Regions from separate parts of the Homo sapiens genome. Here region 1 is linked to region 2. A link is a contact called in ENCODE Hi-C or POLR2A ChIA-PET data. All regions are on one chromosome and are shown on one strand. Each heading gives the region's core, a stretch centred on a gene start or an enhancer-like site at or near the end of the contact. The rest is flanking DNA. Distances are from core to core; before and after follow the strand shown. Region 1 has its middle 16 kb from the start of CD2. Region 2 overlaps IGSF3 (immunoglobulin superfamily member 3).

Region 1 (2,846 bases), core at 26-2,525, 110 kb before region 2:
GAGAGGGAGGAGGCGGCAGCAGCAATGGAGAAAAAAGATACCAAGGAGGAGAAGGCCACTGAGTTCAAGAAGCCTGAGGAGAAACCCAAGACCCAAAGCCAAAGACGACCCTCTCAAAGGAGCTCAGTGAACCTAAGGCGGAAAAGGCTGAAAAATCCTCCAGCACAGACCAAAAAGACAGCAGGCCTCCAGAGAAGGCCACAGAAGACAAGGCTGCCAAGGGGAAGTAAGGCAGGGAGAAAGGAATGTCTGGAGCAGCCAAAGAAACTCAAAAGGGTCCTGGAGCTCAAGGATCAGAGTAATGCAATTTTTACTTTTTATGTAAGAAGAAACTGCTTAGATGACAGGGCCTCCCTCTTCAAACAGGAACTTCATTAGCAATATGTTAGCAAAAGAGGGCAATCCCAGCCTCCTGCCCCCACACCCTCCCGAGGCGATGGACAATTATGTTATGATAGCTTATGTAGCCGAATGTGATACATGCCAAATGCCATACGTAAATACTTGACTATAAAAACTGCCCCCCTCCTTTCCAAATAAGTGCATTTATTGCCTCTATGTGCAACTGACAGATGACCACAAGCAGTTAGAAACACATTATGCTTGAGATGTCTTAACCTGTTCCCAAATGCCTTCTGTTTTCCAAAGGAGTGGTCAAGCCCTTGCCCAGAGACCTCTATTCTGGAAGAGTGGTCCAGGTGGGGCCGGGCACTGGGCACTGAATTATGCCAGGGCGCACTTTCCACCTGTGTCCAGTTTCAATTGCTTCTGTGCAATAAAACAAAGTGCTTATAAAACGACAAAAAGAAAAAAAACTGATATTTGCCAGGGCTTCAGTGATGATCAGAAAGGCCACACTGTGTGTCTGTGGCCAGGTCCTATTGATGTTTATCTTGGTTGTATCTAGATGATCACAGCAGAATTTCAGTATCAGTATCAGCAGCAAAATCAGATTCCACAAACATTGTCACTGCCAGGCAAAGAGGTGAGTGTTCTCACAAAAGCAGCCTAATGTTATCGGCCACCAATGCATGCACCATGGCAGCAGATGTACTCTTTTCCAGCCAAAAAGTCTGTCTCTGAGAGCTTGTTCCTTTGTCAGGTGTTATCTCCTCCAAGGCAAAAACTGAGTTTTCTTTTCCTCTTGGGCTTCCCACCCACAAAGCAGAGAGGACAGAATCGGCCCACAGTGCCAGTTCCTGTGTGAAGCCTGGGTTCCGGATATGAAAGTCACTGACCTTGGAATTCCCCCAAGCGTTAAACACCTCTGAGAGAAGGGGTACATGCTTGTTGCTAGCTGTATAATCATGTGCTTTAAGGGAAAAGAGCTTTGAGCCACCACATGCTAGAAACACGAATTTAGGCATGTCATTTCATGTCTTTGCGTCTCGGTTTCCACATTTGTAAAAGAAGACAAATGCTTTGTTCTCAAGCCTATTGTGAGGTCAAATGAAGTGACGTGTGTCCAGGGTCTAGCACGATGCCTGGCCCTAGGAGATGCTCAACAAATGTCAGCTTTCTTCCCAGATTGCCTCTATGTTCCTGATAATGAGGCCAACTTAAGAGAATAAAAGAGACAAAATAGAGAAGTTTCACCTTCGGAAGTAAGTCAGGAGAACTCAAGCTCAGGGCTTGAAGACTTCGTAGCAGAGAAGTCGTGAACTGTAGATTGAGAAGAACTAGGAAACTTTATATGATTCCTTAGGTATGCGTTACTTTTCTCTGCTTTTTATTTTTGTTTTTGTTACCCTCCTCTTCCTAGTTATTTCTCAGGATTGCCTAAGTATAAAGCCAGCAGGGCCTGTGAGATTGTGATCTAAGAAGCTGTGATGTAGGGAGCAGGGGGAGACAGAGCCCTTTCTCAGCTGTTGGGCTTGGGATATGAGCCCCAGAACACTAAGGAGGTGGCGCCTGCTGCCCAGAGTAGAGGAAGATAGACTGAGGCCCTAGCTCTGAACAGAAAGGGTGGGAGACATCGGCTCGCCTAGGCCAGGAGAGCGGCCACCATGGCTAAGTAGTAGGAAGTCTATGCAGCTCTCCAGCAAACTGCAAGAGCCCAAAAAGTGCTGGTTGTATGAATAACTGAACAAGCAAGGTGAAAGAAGTGATGATGTAATGGAATTCAAGCTAAAAAAAGAAACCCAGGCTTAAAATGCAAATTCTAACTTTTTCCTATTTAGTATCTGTGTGATCTTCAAAGTAACCTCTTTGGGCCTCAGTTTTGTCATGTCTGAAATGGTGAGGTGCAGCCAGGTGCCGTGGCTCACGCCTGTAATCCCAACACTTTGGGAGGTCAAGGCAAGTGGATCGCTTGAGGCCAGAGTTCAAGACCAGCCTGGGCAACATAGTGAGACCCTGTCTCTATAAAAATGAAAATTTAAAAAAAAAAATGATGATCTGTGGGAAGGAGTTACAATCTGGCCTGCTCACTTATACTCAAAAGTTTGTGGTGAAGACTAGATGAGGTCACCAAGAAAACACCTACACCGAATGCCGGAAATTTCAGGACAGCATCGTGATGGTGAGGGTGGCCGTAAAAAACATCTGGGGAAAATCACTCAAGGGAAGACTTCTGGGGTTTGGTTCAGCCCTGGCCAGATCCCACTCCAGGAGAGAGGGCAATCTCTTCAGTCAGATGAGCTGATCATCTCAGGGCAACCCAGCGAATGTATCCCTTTCTGGCAGTTTCCAGGGTAGCTTTTTTCAAAGGACCGTGGGCCAAAGTCCCTGCCTGCTGCTGCCACCCTCTGGCAGCAACCTGAGCCACACTCTTGTCAATTTCACTGGTTAGAACATCTTTTACACATTCGTTTACATTTGCATAGTGTTTTCCAGTTTACACTTCT
Region 2 (2,782 bases), core at 113-2,612:
AGTTATGCTCAAGAACATGGTCCTTGAATTGAATAGGGAAAATGTCCAATCCAGGGCTACCCACTGATGAGAGCCAAGCACAGGAGCCTGAGCCACCAGCAATGAAAGTCAAAGCTGAGGGGGAAGGAGCGGCCATCCATTATTATCATACGTAACACGTGCTTGGGAAAACCCCCAGAAGCAGTGTCAGTGCTCTCAGTATTTATTTTTAGTTACGTGTAGATGTTCATGCTTTATGAGTATGCTAGACATATTTCAGGGTGCCTGCCACCCACACTCTTGGTGGGGAATGGTTTGGGGGCCCTTCACAGTCCCTGTTGCCCAAAGTGGTTATATGCTGGGTAATGGAATACAGATGCCCATCTGGTCAAGGTCACCTAGATCTGAGTGTGTTGGGGAAATGCACATTGTAAATGACCCCAAAATCTACAACTCTGGGGGCCTGGTTAAAAAAAAAAGTCTCCCAGCCAGTCAGATTGCTTTCTGGGGAATTTGCGCTGAGAACCACAGTGGGGAGTGCAGCAGCAACAGGCATGTGTAAGCTGAGTATTTGGAGCACAGAAACTATGGCTGAGTAAAGGAACTTTGTCCCTGAAGAGTGGCGGGAGCTGTCCTGAGGAGGGTGGTCTAAGTCACAAAGGTTTTCCAGTTCTGGTCCTTGCAAGGCATAGCTGTGCTGTGATCCTCACTCATGGGTTGCCCTGAAATCCCACAGTGTCTTTTTGTATCCTTTCTCCATCCTCTCCACTTCTGCCCACACACTGGAGCTAGTTATTGGGGCTCTGCTTATTGCGATTATCCAGCTATCATCCAAGAGGATGGCACATTGGCTAGTGCTTCCACTGCTGAGAGGGTCACAGCAGTGCCTTGGGCAGAGTCAGGAGAAGAGGAATATTCCTGTTTTGTACCGGAGTGCTTTCCAGGGTGAAGAGCTGAAGGGGCTGCTCTGAGTAGGACACGGCTCTGAGGTTCCTTTGGAGACCCCAATTCACTGCCTGGGCATTCCTAGCTAGGCAGCCCCATTTTCTAGTTTTGTGTCTCCATGGCCTAGTGTTGGGAGACAGAAGGTGGGGACACTGTGTTGAAGGACACAGCAGACTGACTTATCATGGGCTTCCTGAAGCCAGGGCCACCCCTTTGTATCCAGGTCTAGTTCTGATGCCACTTGAAAAAGCCCCCCAAGTGCTTTTGCTGTTGGCGCCCCGCATCCCTCTGCTGCCTGGTAGCTGACATCCTGACGCTGCCTGCAGATGCGCTCCCGGCCTGTTGTCAGCAGGGCCCTGGGCTTAGCAGTCCTCTTCCTGAAGCTGTGAGAGCATTGAGAGGCGCACTGCTGGGGCCCTGCCAGCTCCAGGAGGAGGTGCAGGCAGTGCTGAGTGTGGCAGGAGCTGTGGAAGTTATTCCAGTCCTCTTTAGGAGAGGGTGGTGGTGGCGGCCAGTAGAGGGACTGTTTGAAATCCAGCAGACACCTTTCTCCCAGACTGAAAATCTGGGGACCAGACTGAGAGTCTGGAGAAACTGGGGTATCCTAGGTCCAGAAATGAAGCGTAAAATAATAGCAACAGTAATTGCTGTGAAATGTATGCTGTGAGAAGGAATGAGGCACTTACTGGTTCGAGTGATGGTCCTTTTACTGGAACTCACTCTAAGCTGCGGTTCACTGAGCCTCTGGACTTCTCAGAGGGAGTGTTGCCACGAAGCTGCCCTCTTTAAAAAAAAATGCCCAACACTCAGCCTATTTCTGTTATCTCCAAAACCGGACGGAAAGAAAGAGCGGTCAGAGTAATTACAGGGAGAACATTTACAGGCAAGTAATCTGATCTTGCCTTTTAATTTTTTTCCCCTCTAGAAAATAGAAGGCAAATACTAGCACTTATATTTACTTATAAGCATTTCTATTAGATGCTGCCTTGATTCTAGGTTGGGCTGAAAAAAGTGTCTATTCCTGTGGCTGTGGGCATGGCTGGCCTAGGGCAGGCTGCAGGGCTCCCTCGCTGCCTTTCTTTTTGGATGCTGCTTCTGTGCTGTCTTTCGCATGAGAGTGAGGGGGAATGCAGGTGAGAGGGTGGCAGGACTCAGGTGCTATCCCTACCTTTTCTGGGAGGAGTGGAGGATGGAGTCAAAGAAATGAGCGATAGGAGAGGAGGAGCAGAATAGAAGGGCGGGAAGTGGGGTCTTTTGGGCTTTCCTGGTTCCAAGCATGGCATAGGGTGAAATAGCCATGGACATCCTGAAAGTGATAAGGTCTTCCCTGGGGTTTCAATGGTCATGGATAAGAGAAGCTGGGGATTGTACAAATTCAGGTGGGGAAAGGATAAGCAGTAGAAGGCATGGGCTTGTTGGTTATAGAAAAAAAAAGTATAAATAACCTAAATATTCATTAATATTGGAATAAATAAAATGTGGTGTAATCCTATGATGGAATACTGTGCAGCTATATAAAGAGGAAAAATGGGAACTATATTTGATCTCAAAAACTTTGAGGAGGAAAACTGAGGATCATAACTCAATGAAAGGGACGATAATGTTTATGTAAAAAATGCTGAAAAATAATGTGTATTTTTCAGTGGTTACATATATCTGGATATAAAAGCATTTTTTTTTTAAGTCTGGAGAGCTCTATCCTTAAATCACAGTAGTGCTAATCTCTGGAAAAATGAGGGGAAGCAGGGTTAGTGGTAGTAGTCAGAAGAGATAAAAGACTTAAAATACTGTAATTTTTAAAATATTTAAGTAAATATTCTAATCTAAGTAAATAGTAGCATGTTTAAAATATTTTTGA

The links. Hi-C counts contacts between places; a loop is a spot of excess contacts on that map. ChIA-PET counts read pairs that join two places held with the same protein, here RNA polymerase II (POLR2A). Pooled maps may share reads with other maps.
Region 1: a pooled map shows a loop between it and region 2 (4-fold over the local background). The contact joins two enhancer-like sites. A Hi-C loop is called at or near these places in 2 of 50 pooled maps. POLR2A ChIA-PET finds 5 or more read pairs at or near these places in 2 of 52 experiments (PC-3 and activated CD4-positive, alpha-beta T cell).

Annotation. Positions count from the first base shown.
Region 1 is chr1:116,737,365-116,740,210 of GRCh38, reverse strand. It overlaps the pseudogene NEFHP1. Among named protein-coding and RNA genes, the nearest start is that of CD2, 16 kb to the left of the region's middle. RefSeq lists enhancers at 1,127-1,336, 1,805-2,104. Within about 2 kb of position 1,275, at least 5 of the 41 ENCODE cell types and tissues checked have a DNase peak (open chromatin) inside an H3K27ac peak, as active enhancers do.
Region 2 is chr1:116,626,076-116,628,857 of GRCh38, reverse strand. All of the region lies in intron 2 of IGSF3 (immunoglobulin superfamily member 3), which reads left to right. Among named protein-coding and RNA genes, the nearest start is that of IGSF3, 40 kb to the left of the region's middle. Within about 2 kb of position 1,362, at least 4 of the 41 ENCODE cell types and tissues checked have a DNase peak (open chromatin) inside an H3K27ac peak, as active enhancers do.